2 separate regions of the Homo sapiens genome follow, and region 1 is linked to region 2. Evidence: read pairs that join two places in POLR2A ChIA-PET (ENCODE). Cell type or tissue: A673. All regions are shown on one strand.

Region 1 (8,000 bases), 660 kb after region 2:
TGTGGTCTCTCTTGGTAAATATTCAATGCAAGCTTGAGAAGAATTCTCAATCTGCTGTTGTTGGGTGTAGTATTTAGATGTCAATTATGTCCAGTTGATTGATGGTGTTGTTGAGTTCATCTGTGTCCTTATTGATTTTCTACCTGCTGGATCTGTTCATTTCTGATAGAGGGCTGTGGAAGTCTCCAGCTCTAATACTGGATTCATCTATTTCTCATTGCAGTGCTGTGATGTTTTTACCTCGTATATATTTGGCACTCTGTTGTTAGGCACATACACATTAAGGATTGTTACATCTTCTTGGAGTGCTGATTCCTTTATCACCTGTAATACTTCCCTTTGTCTCTGATAGCTTTCTTTGCTCTGAAGTCTGCTCTGTCTGAAATTAATATAGCCACTCCCACTTTCTTTGATTAGTGTTAGCATGGTATATCTTTCTCCATCCATTTACAGCAGATCTTCAAATAACATCATTTTGTTCAACATCATTTTATTTTGTTATAATGATAATAAGTTTTGTGCATTCTCCCCATGTCTGTGTGGGTTTTCTCTAGGTATTCCAGTTCTTCCCACACCCCAAAGATGTGCACACTAGGAGAGCTGGTGTGTCTCCATGGTCTCACTGTGAGTGTGGGTGTGTGTGAAATGTGCCCTGCAATGGAAAAGAGTCCTGTCCAGGATTGGTTCCCACCTTGCACCCTAAGCTGCCGGGATAGGCTCCAGCCACCTGCAACCCTGAGCTGGAGTAAGTGGATTGAAAAATAAATGAATTATTAGTAAAGTATTTTAAAATAACAATTCATAAACTATATGACAATCATAAAAATACATGACCACAAATAATGTGGTACAAAAGTGCTCATCAAGCCTGCCATGTTTGCTACTGTTTGTTTTTGAATTGAGTGGTGGTAGGAGGTGCTCCTCAGAATTTTCAGTTTACAAGCATTTATTCCTTGATTTAACCCACCACCACTATGACCACTGTCATTGATGATTCCTCAAAATTGAGTAAATAATTATCTTACTTGTTTTAATCTTTCTTAAATGTATGTATATCTTACATTTATTTCAATGTTTAATATTATAAGTATTTTGAGCCTATATTTAGAAGTTTGGTGATATTGTTGTGACCAGAAATATGTCACAAAAAACTTAACTCTTGTGTTTATCAATTAGCCTATAGGAAAAGTGGTTTTGTTATACATCACTTTACTCAAAAAGCCACAGTTTCCAAGAACCTACCACTGACGTTTAGTGAAGACTTACTATACTTTTAATCTATCCGTGTCCTTCTATGAAAGTGGGTTTCTTGTAGATGACATATAGTTGGGTATTGTTTTCTATCTACTCTGACAATCTGTCTTTTGATTGATGTATTTACACCATTGACATTTCAGGGATTATTAACATAATTGGGTTAATAGCTGCTATATTGTTTACTGCTTTCTATTTGTTGCCCTTGATCTTTGTTTCTAATTTTGTCACACGTTTTCTACCTTTTATGGTTTTAGTTGAACATTTTGTATTCTTTCATTTTCTCTCCATTCTGAGCATATCAACTGTACTTCTTTAAAAATTTTTTTGTGTGGTTTCCCTTGAGTTTGCAATATACATTATACAATAATCTGTAAGTCTACTTTCAAATAACACTATACAGTTTCATGGGTGGTGCAAATATCTTATAATAACAAAATATTTCTAATTCTTAACCCTTTCTTCCTGTATCATGACTGTCATTCACTTCATTTATATGTGAGCATATAGATGCACACATAATTCAGTTCATTGTCGCTATTATTTTGCACTGTTTTCTGTTTGCTAAATTAAAAAAAAGACAAAGTTTTTATTTTACTTCATTTATTCATGTTCCAGTGCTCTCCCTTACTTTATGTAGCTTCAAGTTTCTGACCTACATTATTTTCCTTCTCCTTAAATAATTTCTTCTAATATTTGTTGTAAGGAAGTCTATTGGCAAAAAATTCCCTCAATTTTTATTTGTTTGAGACTTTATTTTTCCTTCACTTTTAAAGGATAATTTCGCAGGGTACTGAATTCTAGTTTGGTGTTTTTTTCTCTCAGCACTTTAAATATTTCACTCCACTCTCTTCTTGCTTATACAGCCTGCCTGCCTGCCTGCCTGCCTGCCTGCCTGCCTGCCTGCCTGCCTTCCTTCCTTCCTTCCTTCCTTCCTTCCTTCCTTCCTTCCTTCCTTCCTTTCTTTCCCTTCCCTTCCCTCCCTCCCTCCCTCCCTCTCTCCCTCTCTCTCTCTCTCTTTTCTTTTTCTTTCTTTTTGAAAGCCTGTTGCACAGGCTGGAGTGCAGTGGTGCACCCACAGCTCATCACAGCCTAGACCTCCCTGGGCTCAGGTGATCCTCCCACCTCAGCCTCCCAAGTAGCTGGGACTACAAGTGCTCACCACCACACCTGGCTAATTTTTGTGTTTTTTGTAGAGATAGAGTCCTGTCATGTTACCCTGGCTGATATTGAACTCCTGGGCTTAAGCATCCCACTTGCCTCAGCTTCCCAAAGTGTTGGGATTGTAGGCATGAGTCACCATGCCCAGCTGCTTACACAATTTCTGAGGAGAAGTCAGATGTGATTCTTATCCGTGCTCCTCCACAGGTAAGGTGATTGTTTCCCTCTGTCTTTTTTTCAAGACTTTATCTTTGACTCTAAAGTTTGAATGTGGTACACCTAGGTGGTGTTTTTGGTTGTTTGGAGTTTTTTTTTTTGGCATTTATTCTGCTTAATCTTCTCAAAGCTTTCTGGATTTATGGTTTGGTGTCTGACATTAATTTGGAAAAATTCTTGGTCATTATTGCTTCAAATTTCTTTCTTCTCCTTCTTGTATTCCCATCACACATATGCTACACCTTTTGTAGTTGTCCCAGAGTTATTGAATATTCTGTTTTTTTTTTTTCCTTTTTCTCCTTGCTTTTCGGTTTGGGAAGTTTCTATTGTCATATCCTTAAGCTAAGAATCATTTCCACAGCCATGTATGTCTAGTCAGCTAACGAACCCATCAAAGGCATCCTTCATATCTGTTCTAGTGGTTTTGATCTCTAGCATTTCTTCTTTATTCTTTCTCAGAATTTTCCACATCTCTGCTTACATTACCCATCTGTTCTTGTCATTCCTGATCTGATAATTTCAACATTCCTGCCATATCTGACTCTGGTTCTGATGCTATTCCGTCTTTTCAAGCTATGTCTTTTGTCTTTTAGTATGCCTTGTAATTTTTTGTTGAAAGGCAGACATAATGTACTGGGCAAAAGAAACTGCAGTAAATGGCCCTTTAGAAATGTAGTGATCCAAGCTGGGTGTGGTGGCTCACGCCTGTAATCCCAGCACTTTGGGAGGCCCAGGTGGGTGGATCATGAGGTCAAGAGATCGAGACCATCCTGGCTAACATGGTGAAACCCCGTCTCTACTAAAAATACAAAAAATTAGCCGGGCGCGGTGGCAGGCGCCTGTAGTCCCAGATAATTGGGAGGCTGAGGTAGGAGAATGGCGTGAACCCGGGAGGCGGAGCCTGCAGTGAGCCGAGATTGCGCCACTGCACTCTCCAGCCTGGGTGACAGAGCGAGACTCCGTCTAAAAAAAAAAAAAAGAAATGTGTTGGTCCAACATGGGGCCAGGAGAGGCATTCTCTAGTTCTCTGAACAGGTCTCAGCCTTTTGAACCTGTGTCCTGGACTGTGAACTTCACTAATGCTTTTCAGTTTCTATCCCCCTTAAAGGTTGGACAGGATGACTAGAAGGGCCTGGGGTTCGGTATTTCCCTTCTCCCAGGTGGTCTGGGCTCTGATAAAACCTCAACAGGCAAGGCTGATTGAATAGTTTCTGTTGGGGGCAGCCTTGTTAAGAACAGAAGGCTCTGGCAGACTTTAAAATGACTCCTTTCCCCCTCCCCCGGCTGAGAGCATGAGGGGATTTCTCTCTGATATTCACTGTGAGGACCTGGTAGGGCTCCTGGAGATAAAATCCACAAAGGCGTGTTTCCCATAACTGGGTCCCCTCGAGTTTTTAACTCTCAAAGTTGTCCACACTGAACCGCAATTCATCAACTTCATCCAGGTTTTCTTATGCCGGCACTGGTTCCAGTGGAGGTTTCTGCTCTTGGGAAGCTGTGATTCTCTGTATCTGTCAGTGTTTCTCTTCAATTTGCCGGGGGGCAGCAGTTTGTCCTGTGACCTAATTTCTCTGAAAGATTTAAGAAGAGTTGATTTTTCAATTTTTTTCAGCTGTTTACTTGTTAGGACAGAGTGACAACTTCTAAGTTCTACATGTATTTTTAATTTTGTGCATTAGATTTTTGATTTCTAAAAATCTTAATTGGCTGTTTAACAAATCTATCTGTCATTTTCATAGTTTTCTGTTACTTGCAGGTATTTTCAAGTTGATCTTTTACTTCTTTAAACATAATGATAACTAAAAATAATATGTGTCTGATAATTCCATTTTTTAAGTCTTTGTGGATTTTTGCTTACTATTTTTTCTGCCAGTTCTAACTCATGGTGCCTTGTGTCTTTGTATATGTAGTTATTTTTCACTGTGAGCTGCTCATGTTGCTTATACAATTATTGGGGGAAATTCTTTGAGTTTGAGATGAATGTGCATCCCTTCACAGACTGTATTTGCTTTTCCCAAGCTCCTGTAGCCCCATCAATCTGAAATCTTTTTAAACTAATTCCACAGCCTAAAGATTTTTGGACTCCCAAGGAACAGAGTCTCTGTGCTTGGAGGCGGCCCGGGCAGCCTGGCTTGTCCAGATGGAGCTCACGGCCGGGGCCTCGCCTGTGACTCGGTGTGGGCGGGGCCTCGCCTGTGACTCGGTGTGGCCCGGGGCCTCGCCTGGGACTCGGTGTGGGCCGGGGCCTCGCCTGGGACTTGGTGTGGGCAGTGGCCAGGATGTGACCATGGTGAGACCAGGCCTTGCCAGAGCGTGGACTTGGCAGACACGGCTCCTCCCTTGTGTGCGGTGGGAGCTTTTGGTGCGTTCCTTACGTTGGAGCCGGCATGGAGAAGCAGGGCGGTCCCTGGGGACCAGCTCCTCATTTGCACCCCTCTTTTTAATTAAGTACATTGTTTATTTTTGGTACCTACTTGTAGCCTAGTTTAGGGCCCACCGCATATTCTAAAGTGATGCACCCAATGGTGTCCAGAGACAGACTAGCCTGGAGTTGGATGGGGGGCCAGTCTGGGGATGCAAAGGTCTAGAGAAGCCCAGGCCAAGGGCAGGCAGAGCAGGGTGGGAGTGGGAGCAGGAGGGGATGCTGGGGGCAGTGGCAGCACATGTGTCCCAAACCACTGCCTCCTAGGTGGGGTGGGACGGGCCCCAACACACCACCTGGCTGTGCCCCGTGTGGGGGTCAGGGGTGCAGCGAGGAGGGCTGGGTGAGCAGTGGGGTCAGCAGTGCGGCGAGGAGGGCTGGGTGAGCAGTGGGGTCAGCAGTGTGGCGAGGAGGGCTGGGTGAGCAGTGGGGTGAGGGGTGCGGCGAGGAGGGCTGGGTGAGCAGTGGGGTGAGGGGTGCGGCGAGGAGGGCTGGGTGAGCAGTGGGGTCGGGTGCGGCGAGGAGGGCTGGGTCAGCAGTGGGGTCAGCAGTGTGGTGAGGAGGGCTGGGTGAGCAGTGGGGTCAGCAGTGCGGCGAGGAGGGCTGGGTGAGCAGTGGGGTCAGCAGTGTGGCGAGGAGGGCTGGGTGAGCAGTGGGGTCAGCAGTGTGGCGAGGAGGGCTGGGTGAGCAGTGGGGTCGGGTGCGGCGAGGAGGGCTGGGTCAGCAGTGGGGTCAGCAGTGCGGCGAGGAGGGCTGGGTGAGCAGTGGGGTGAGGGGTGCGGCGAGGAGGGCTGGGTCAGCAGTGGGGTGAGGGGTGCGGCGAGGAGGGCTGGGTGAGCAGTGGGGTCGGGTGCGGCGAGGAGGGCTGGGTGAGCACTGGGGTGAGGGGTGCGGCGAGGAGGGCTGGGTGAGCAGTGGGGTCAGCAGTGCGGCGAGGAGGGCTGGGTGAGCAGTGGGGTGAGGGGTGCGGCGAGGAGGGCTGGGTGAGCAGTGTGGTCAGCAGTGTGGCGAGGAGGGCTGGGTGAGCAGTGGGGTGAAGGGGTGCGGCGAGGAGGGCTGGGTGAGCAGTGGGGTCGGGTGCGGCGAGGAGGGCTGGGTGAGCAGTGGGGTCAGCAGTGCGGCGAGGAGGGCTGGGTGAGCAGTGGGGTGAGGGGTGCGGCGAGGAGGGCTGGGTCAGCAGTGGGGTGAGGGGTGCGGCGAGGAGGGCTGGGTCAGCAGTGGGGTCAGCAGTGCGGCGAGGAGGGCTGGGTCAGCAGTGGGGTCAGGGGTGCGGCGAGGAGGGCTGGGTCAGCAGTGGGGTCAGCAGTGTGGCGAGGAGGGCTGGGTGAGCAGTGGGGTGAGGGGTGTGGTGAGGAGGGCTGGGTCAGCAGTGGGGTGAGGGGTGCGGCGAGGAGGGCTGGGTGAGCAGTGGGGTCGGGGTGCGGCGAGGAGGGCTGGGTCAGCAGTGGGGTCAGCAGTGTGGTGAGGAGGGCTGGGCGAGCAGTGGGGTCGGGGTGCAGCGAGGAGGGCTGGGTCAGCAGTGGGGTCGGGGTGCAGCGAGGAGGGCTGGGTGAGCAGTGTTGGCCTCTTCCCCGCTCTGCCCAGTACCTAGAGTGCTGCCACGTCTGGTGAAGGACTCAGTAAATACTTGGTGAAGGATCAGATGAAGAAGGAAAAGTTGTCAGTGCTGAGGCAGGAGAAGCCAACCTCAGCATCTGAGCCTGAGTGGTGGTGGGGCAGGGTCCTGCCCAGAGAAAGGTGATCCCCTTCCCGAGGGGAGGGCTGGCACGGTGCTCAGGAGCAAGGGCTGCAGGCCCACAGGACCTTTGTTCATCTGACCTGTGTCCCCATGCCAGGCTCTGTCCCAAGCGGGCTGAGGCAGATGGCCTAGGCAGCCGTCGGTGAACCCTCCCTGGCTCCAGAGCCTGTGCAGGCCCCGTGGGGGTCAGGCTGCTGTGGGGGGCTTGAGGACCCTCACTTTTGGCCCCTGGAGGCCCCGACGAGGCGGCCCTTGAGGTTCAACTGGACAGTATTCCCCTGACCCCTGAGCAGAGTGTGGCATCAAGACCCCGACAGTGAGGCCAGTCCCAGGCCGGGATTCGGTGCCCTCCTTTAATGTGTGTGCGAGTGCCCACAGGCCTCACTCAGCCTAGAGGAAGGTGGGCTTGCGAGCTGGGGCCTGTCTCATGCTTTGCCTCCGTGGCATTGGCTGCGCCTCACTCCTGCACTGTGGCTTCCATGTGTTGAAAGGCGAGTTCCATAGGTGAGAACAGCTCCCTCCCAGCACACCACCGGCCTTTGCTCGTGTACAGTATTTACCCAATGCCGGTGAACACGAGCAGCCTCCATATTCTTGCACCAAGGCTGGAGAAGGACCCAGCCTGCAACACAGCTCATGAGGCATCAGGGGCCAAGCACCTACCGTCTTGATGACTGGGGGATGGTGCCCAGGTCTGTCTGCCCCCACTGTCCAGTGGATGGTGTGGGAAGGCATTGCAGGCTGGCTGAGCAGGTTACATAACAGTGCACACATGGGTTTACTTTACTTGAAACCCTAAACCCTCTGCAAACAGCCCCCTCCCTAATCCCTCCCTGTTGACTCTGTAGATGAGCCCAGGGTGCTGAAAGATGCAGCTGCATGCCTCTGCAGCCAGGCCCAGGGCCTGCAACATCCTTCAGCCAAACGTGGGTCCCTGGGGAGCCTCTGTGGCCTCGCCGGTTTCGATGAAGGCCAGAGGACTGGCTGCACGGGTTGCCTCAGCTCTGCCTGCCTCTCTGTTCGTGCCTCTCTCCTACCTGGCGGGGGTGTCTCTGTTGGCCTCAGAGATGTCGCTGGTGCTCACCCTGGTCACACTGACCACTGGGCATCCTCCCACCCCCTGGGCCACTTCTGTCTCTGCACTTGGCTTCCCTGCCCACGGCGTGGCACCCAAACAAAGCCCACAGAGAGGCTGGCGCCCTCCTCAGC
Region 2 (8,000 bases):
GAGTTCATCTGTGTGCCTCCTAGGACACAGCTAAAATTGGGACACTGGGGTCAGCCTCCTCCTGGTCCCTTGGAGGGCACACGTTACGAACAGGTTCTCCAGCTCCAGGAGCTCCTGAAGGTCTGCGGAGAAGTTCAGGTGCAGGAGGCCTCAAAACCATAGTTCCTTTCAGATCCAGTTAATATCAATAAATTTAAACATTTTCTTTTCCAAGCAAGATGGCTAATGCCTGTAATCCCAGCACTTTGGGAGGCCGAGGCAAGCGGATCACTTGAGCCCAGGAGTTCAACTCTAGCCTATGCAACACAGTGAGAACTCATCTCTACAAATTATAAAAATAAACAACATTGTCTTAGTATATTCTTTTAAAAATAGGTATTATGAGATTTATCGCTGAAGCTCTCATTTGTTTAAAGTGAAATTCAACTAGAAATATATGTATTATTCGGCCGGGCGCGGTGGCTCACCCCTGTAATCCAAGTACTTTGGGAGGCCGAGGCGGGCGGATCACAAGGTCAGAAGATCAAGACCATCCTGGCTAACACAGTGAAACCCCGTCTCTACTAAAAATACAAAAAATTAGCCAGGCACAGTGGCGGGCGCCTGTAGTCCCAGCTACTCGGGAGGCTGAGGCAGGAGAATGGCGTGAACCCGGGAGGCAGAGCTTGCAATGAGCCGAGATAGTACCACTGCACTCCAGCCTGGGCAACAGAGCGAGACTCTGTCTCAAAAAAGAAAAAGAAATATATGTATTATTTATCTATAAATCTCACTTGTTCCTGAAATCTGGTGAGATTTAAAAGATCTCACTGGCCAGTTGCAGTGGCTCACGCCTGTAGTCCCAGCACTTTGGGAGGCCAAGGCAGGAGGATCACTTTAGCTCAGGAGTTTGAGAGCAGCCTGGTCAACGTGGTAAAACCCTGTTTCTACTAAAAATACAAAAAAAGAAATTAGCTGGCTGTGGTGGCGGCGCCTGTAATAGGAGGCTGAGGCAGGAGAGTCGCTTGATCCCAGGAAGCAGAGGTTGCAGTGAGCCAAGGTCATGTCCTTGCACTCCAGCCAGGGCAACAAGAGCAAAACTCCATCTCAAATAAATAAATAAAGAAATAAAAATAAAACATTTACCAATTTTTAACTTTTTAATTTTTATGTATTTATTTTTTTGAGATGGATGGCTGACTTAGTCCATTTTGTGTTGCTATAACAATACTGGAGACTGGGTAGTTTATAAAGAAAAGAGGTTGATGTAGCTCGTGGTTCTGCAGGCTGGGAAGTTCAAGGGCATGGCCCTGGTTACTGGTGAGGGCTTTTTGCTCATTTTTTTTTTTTTGAGATGGAGTCTCGCTCTGTTGCCACCCAGGCTGGAGTGCAATGGCGTGATCTCAACTCACTGCAACCTCTGCCTCCCGGGTTCAAGCGATTATCTTGCCTCGGCCTCCCAAGTAGCTGGGATTACAGGTGCCTGCCACCGTGCCCAGCTAATTTTTGTGTTTTTAGTAGAGATGAGGTTTTGCCATGTTGGGTAGGCTGGTCTCAAACTCCTGACCTCAGGTGGTCCACCTGCCTCGGCCTCCCAAAGTGCTGGGATTACAGGCGTGAGCCACCGCACCCAGCCTATTTTTTATTTTATTTTATTTATTATTATTATTATTATTATTATTATTATTATTATTATTATTATTTTGAGACAGAGTCTCACTCTGTCGCCCAGGCTGGAGTGCAGTGGTGCCATCTCGGCTCACTGCAACCTCTGCCTCCCAGGTTCAAGCGATTCTCCTGCCTCAGCCTCTGGGGTAGCTGGGACTACAGGCATGTGCCAACGCAGCCAGCTAATTTTTTGTATTTTTAGTAGAGATGGGGTTTCACCGTATTAGCCAAGAGGGTCTAAATCTCCTGACCTCATGATCTGCCTGCCTTGGCCTCCCAAAGTGTTGGGATTACAGGCGTGAGCTACTGCACCTGGCCCTATTATTATTATTATTATTATTATTTTGTTTTTGAGATAGAGTCTTGCTCTGTCACCCAGGCTGGAGTGCAGTGGCACGATCTCAGCTCACCACAACCTCCACCTCCTGGGTTCAAGCAATTTTTCTCCCTCAGCCTCCTGAGTAGCTGGGACTACAGGCACGCACCACCACGACCAGCTAATTTTTGTATTTTTAGTAGAGACAGGGTTTCACTATGTTGGTCAGGCTGGTTTCAAACTCCTGACCTCGTAATCCGCCCACCTTGGCCTCCCAAAGTGCTGGGATTACATATGTGAGCCACCGCGCCCGGCCTGTTTTATTTTATTGTTTGTTTTGTTTTCTAAGAGACGAGGTCTCACTCTGCTGCCCAGGCTAGAGTGCAGTGGCACAATCATAGCTCACTGCAGGCTTGAACTGGCCTCAGTGATCCTCCCACCTCATCCTCCCGAGTAGCTGGAACTACTGACTGGCTCCACTGCACCTGGCCTTCCTGTGGTTTTAATTTGCATTTCCCTGATGACTAATGACATTGAACATCTTCTTTTGTGTTTATTGGCTATTTATATATATTCTCTTGTGAGGTAGCTTTTCAAGTCTCTTGCCTATTTTGAAAATTAAGTTGTCTTTTCATTACGGAGTTACAGGAGTTTTTAAAAATTCCGCTTAGATACTTTTGTCAGATACATGTACTGTGAATATTTTCTCAATGTGTGGCTCATGTTTTCATATTTTTCATTGTTTTGATGAGCAAAATGTATTTTTTCTTATAAAATTATCATTTTTTTCTTTTATAGTTATCACTTTTTAGGTCTTAAGAAAATTTTTCCTATCTCAAAGGAACAAAGACAGTCTCCTATGTTTTTTTTTTAATTTTTAAAAAACTTTTTACTTTTTTAGAGATGGAGTCTCTCCCTGTCACCCAGGCTGGATTGCAATGGCGCGATTTCAGCTCACTGCTAACTTCACCTCCCAGGTTCAAGCGATTCTCCTGCCTCAGCCTCCCAAGTAGCTGGAATTACAGGCACCCGCCATCATGCCCAGCTAATTTTTATATTTTTATAGAGATGAGGTTTCACCATGTTGGCCAGGCTGGTCTTGAACTCTTGACCTCAGGTGATCCGCCCACCTTGGCCTCCCCAAAGTGCTGGGATTACAGGTGTGAGCCACCATGCCCAACCAACAGTCTCCTATGTTTTATTTTTGGGAGCTTGATAATTTTAGCCTTTGCATATAGGTCCATCTGAATTTTATTTTTATGTATGGCATAAGGCAGGGATTAGTGCTTTTGTTGTTATTATTATTGTTAAAACAAGCCCAATTTTCCTATAGAACTGTTTACAGTGTTTTGTTTTGTTTTGTTTGGCTAAGCATAGACATTGACCCTCTTGGTCTTGAAGCTTGAGAAAATTAACATTTGTTTTATCTGAGTTCTTTTCTTTGGAATCCAATCCTCAGGCCTTCCAGATAGTATCGGGGAGCTGAAACTTTCCAGAACACTAAATCCGACCACCCCCAGCAGCCTGTTGACCACCTCTTCTTCCTTACTCCTCCCTACTTCCTAATTTCCCACCCATAGTTACCTTCCTTCCCTGCTATCTAAAACCCTAACTTCAGTGGGTTGGGGAAGTGGATTTGAGACTGGTCTCCCGTCACCTGCTGACATCACGACATCACTTGCAATAAAGCCTTCTTCCCTGGCAATACTCGTTGTCTCCATGATTGGCTTTCCATTTGGTGAGCAACTGGACTTGGCCGAACCCCTGGCATTGGGCAACATTGGTAATCAGATACCCTGTACTGTTTATTCAACAGACTTTGCTTTCCCTATTGAACAACCTTGGCACTATTGTCAAAAATCAATTGACTCTGTATATGGGGGTCTATTTCTGGATTTTTCATGCTGTTCCACTGATCTAGTTCTTTTCTTTTTTTCTTTCTTTCTTTTTTTTTTTTTTTGAGACAGAGTCCCACTCTGTCGCCCAGGCTAGAGTGCAATGGCGCAATCTCGGCTCACTGCGACCTCCCCCTCCCAGGTTCAAGCGATTCTCCTGCTTCAGCCACCTGAGTAGCTGGGATTACCGGCGTGCACCACCACGCCTGGCTAATTTTTGTATTTTTAGTAGAGACGGGGTTTCACCATGTTGGTCAGGCTGGTCTTGAACTCCTGACCTCGTGATCCACCTGCCTCAGCCTACCAAAGTGCTGGGATTACAGGCATGAGCCCCTGTGCCTGGGCTCACTGAGCTAGTTCTTATACCAGTATTATTATACCATTCTTTTACCAGTATTCCACAATTTTAATTACTATAGCTTTACATTAACTCTTAAAATTGGGTGCTGTACTTTGGGAGACTGAGGCGGGGGGATCACAAGGTCAGGAGATCAAGACCATCCTGGCTAATACGGTGAAACTCCATCTCTACTAAAAATACAAAAAAATGGCCGGATGCAGTGGCTCACGCCTGTAATCCCAGCACTTTGGGAGGCCAAGGCAGGTGGATCACGAGGTCAGGAGATCGAGACCATCCTGGCTAACACGGTGAAACCCCGTCTCTACTAAAAATACAAAAAATTAGCCGGGCGTGGTGGAGGGCACCTGTAGTCCCAGCTACTCGGGAGGATGAGGCAGGAGAACGGCGTGAACCTGGGAGGTAGAGCTTGCAGTGAGCCGAGATCACACCACTGCACTCCAGCCTGGGCGACAGAGCGAGACTCCCTCTCAAAACAAAAACAAAAACAAACAAAAAACAAACAACAACAACAACAAAAACAAAAACAAAAAAATGAGCTGGTGGCCGGGCACAGTGGCTCACACCTGTAATCCCAGCACTTTGGGAGGCCAAGGCAGGCAGATCACGAGGTCAGGAGATAGACCATCCTGGCTAACATGGTGAAACCTCATCTCTACTAAAAATATAAAACAATTAGCCGGGCACTGTGGCGGGCCCCTGTAGTCCCAGCTACTCGGGAGGCTGAGGCAGGAGAATCACTTGAACCCGGGAGGCAGAGGTTGCAGTGAGCCGATATTGCGCCACTGCACTCCAGCCTGGGTGACAGAGCAAGACTCTGTCTCAATTAAAAAAAAAAAAAAAAAGTAGTCCAGGTGTGGTGGCTCATACCTATAATCCCAGCATTACTTTGGGAGACTGAGGCGGGAGGATTGCTTGAGCACAGGAGTTCAAGACCAGCCTGGGCAATATAGTGAGACCCCATCTCTACAAAATTTTTTTTTTTTTTTTTTTTGAGAGGAAGTCTGGCTCTGTCACCCAGGCTGGAGTGCAGTGGCGCAATCTCGGCTCACTGCAAGCTCCGCCTCCCGGGTTCACGCCATTCTCCTGCCTCAGCCTCCTGAGTAGCTGGGACTACAGGCACCTGCCACCATGCCCGGCTAATATTTTTGTATTTTTTAGTAGAGACGGGGTTTCACCGTGTTAGCCAGGATGGTCTCAATCTCCTGACCTCGTGATCCGCCCGCCTTGGCCTCCCAAAGTGCTGGGATTACAGGCGTGGGCCGCCGCTCCCGGCCTCTACGAAAAATTTTAAAAATAGCTGGGCATATGGTGGGCACTTGTGGTCCCAGCTACTTGGCAGGCTTGAGCCCAGGAGTTCTAGGATACAGTGAGCTATTACCATGCCACTGCATTCCAGCCTTGGTAAGAGAGAGAGACCCTCTGCTAAAAAATAATAATAAGGCCAGGCACTGTGGCTTATGCCTATAATCCTGGCACTTTGGGAGGGTGAAGCAGGTAGATCACTGGAGCCTACGAGTTCAAGACCTGGACAACATACCAAGATCCTGTCTCTACAAAAAAAAAAATACAAAAATTAGCTGGGTATGGTGGTGTGCTCCTATAGTCCTAGCTATTCAGGAAGCTGAGGTAGGAGGATCACTTGAGCCCAGGAGGCGCAGGCTGCAGTGAGCCATGATTGCACCACTGCACTCCAGCCTGGGTGACAGAGTGAGACTGTCTAAAATAATAATAATGGGCCGGGTGCGGTGGCTCACGCCTGTAATCCCAGCACTTTGGGAGGCCGAGGCGGGTGGACCACGAGGTCAGGAGATTGAGATCATTCTGGCTAACTGGGTGAAACACCGTCTTTACTAAAAATACCAAAAAATTAGCTGGGTGTGGTGGCGCGCGCCTGTAGTCCCAGCTACTCGGGACGCCGAGGCAGGAGAATCGCTTGAACCCAGGAGGCCGAGGTTGCAGTGAGCCCAGGTCGTGCCACTGTGCTCCAGCCTGGGTAACAGAGTGAGACTCTGTCTCAAAAAAAAAAAAAAATTTTTTTTTTGCTTGAAGCATTCATTCAGTAATCTTTAAAATAATTATTTTTATTTTATTTTTTATTTTTTGAGACAGGATCTTGCTCTGTGACCAGGCTGGAGTATAGTGGTGCGATCTCGGCTCAATGCAGCCTTCACTTCCCACATTCCAGCGATCGTCCCTCCCACCTCAGCCTCCCGAGCAGCTGGGACCACAGGCGCTGCCACCATGCCCAGCAATTTTTTTTTTTTTTTTTTTTTAGTAGAGATGGCATTTCGCCATGTTGCCCAGGCTGGTCTCAAACTCCTAAACTTAAACAATCCACACACCTTGGCCTCCCAAAGTACTGAGATTACAGGCATGGGGCGCCGTATGGCCAATTATTATTATTATTATTTTTGAGACGGAGTCTCACTCTGTCGCCCAGGCTGGAGTGCAGTGGCATGAACTGGGTTCACTGCAGCCTCCGCCTCCGAGGTTCAAGTGATTCTCCTGCTTGAGCCTCCCAAGTAGCTGGGATTACAGGTGCCCGCCATCACACCCAGCTAATGTTTGTATTTTTAGTAGAGATGGGGTTTCACCACGTTGGGCAGGCTGGTCTTGAACTCCTGACCTCAAATGATCCACCTGCCTCGGCCTCCCAAAGTGCTGGGATTACAGGTGTGAGCCACTGTGCCCAGCCTATTATTATTATTATTTGAGACAGTGTTGCTTTGTCACCCAGGCTGGAGTGCAGTGGTGTGATCACTGTTCACTGCAGTCTCCACCTCTAAGGCTCAAGTGATCCTCCTGCCTCAGCCTCCTGAGTAGCTGGGATTACAGGTGTTACCTGTGGTTGTCCAGGTTCTTGGCGTTTTGAACAAAGAATCGGACAAAACGCACAGCAAAGCAAGGATAGAATGAAGCAGACGTTGATTGAAAATGAAAGTACACTCCACAGGGTGGGGGCGCCCAAGTAGCAGCTCGAGGGCCGTGGTTACAGAATCTTCTGGGGTCCAGTACCCCTTAGAGGTTCTCCATTGGCCACTTGGTGTACACTCCACGCAAATGAAGTAGCAGCCTGTGATCAGTTTGATCTGTTTCGGAAAGCAACCAATCAGAAGGACTTCCAATTTTCCATCTGCCACGCAGAAAGCAGGGAAGGGTTTGCAAAGGGAGTAGCCTCTGGTCCTTTTGTTACTCAGGTGTGGGAAGTTGGGGTTTTACTTTTGATTTAGTTCTAGGAAGTCAGCATGAATCAGCCTTAGGTTCCCTGCCTCCGTCCCCTATTCTTCTGCCTCACAGGCACACGCCACCACACCTGGCTTTCTATTTTTTTAGAAATGGGATCTCACTATGTTGTCCAGGCTGGTCTCAAAGTCCTGGGCTCAAGCAATCCTCCTGCCTCGGCCTACCAAAGTGCCAAGATTATAGGCATGAGCCACTGTGCCTGGTCTAAATAAATTATTTTTGGCTGGGCACGGTGGCTCATACCTGTAATCCCAGCACTTTGGGAGGCCAAGGTGGGCAGATCACAAGGTCAAGAGATCCAGACCATCCTGGCCAACATGGTGAAACCACGTCTCTACTAAAAATACAAAAATTACCTAGGCACGGTGGCGTGCAACTGTAGTCCCAGCTACTTGGGAGGCTGAGGCAGGAGAATTGCTTGAACTCGGGAGGCAGAGGTTGCAGTGAACTGAGATCGCACCACTGCACTCCAGCCTGGCAACAGAGCGAGACTCCATCTCAAAAACAACAACAACAGCAAAACTCTTTTATAGTTACC

What was found. ChIA-PET counts read pairs that join two places held together with the same protein. Peaks named below come from ENCODE experiments on the same cell type or tissue, not always from the same donor. Only the 100,000 strongest peaks of a DNase experiment are listed, where the experiment ranks them.
Region 1: POLR2A ChIA-PET joins it to region 2 with 14 read pairs; 2 of 35 experiments call an interaction of 5 or more read pairs at or near these places.

Annotation. Positions count from the first base shown.
Region 1 is chr17:83,166,990-83,174,989 of GRCh38, forward strand. All of the region lies in intron 2 of LOC101929650 (a long non-coding RNA gene), which reads left to right. LOC124904105 (a long non-coding RNA gene) reads left to right here and starts at 2,540. Exons shown (of 2, transcript XR_007065981.1): 1 at 2,540-2,622. In A673, a CTCF peak has its summit at 8,000; no DNase peak of the experiment used is centred here.
Region 2 is chr17:82,504,229-82,512,228 of GRCh38, forward strand. No RefSeq gene overlaps it. Among named protein-coding and RNA genes, the nearest start is that of FOXK2, 12 kb to the right of the region's middle. In A673, no CTCF peak of the experiment used is centred here; no DNase peak of the experiment used is centred here.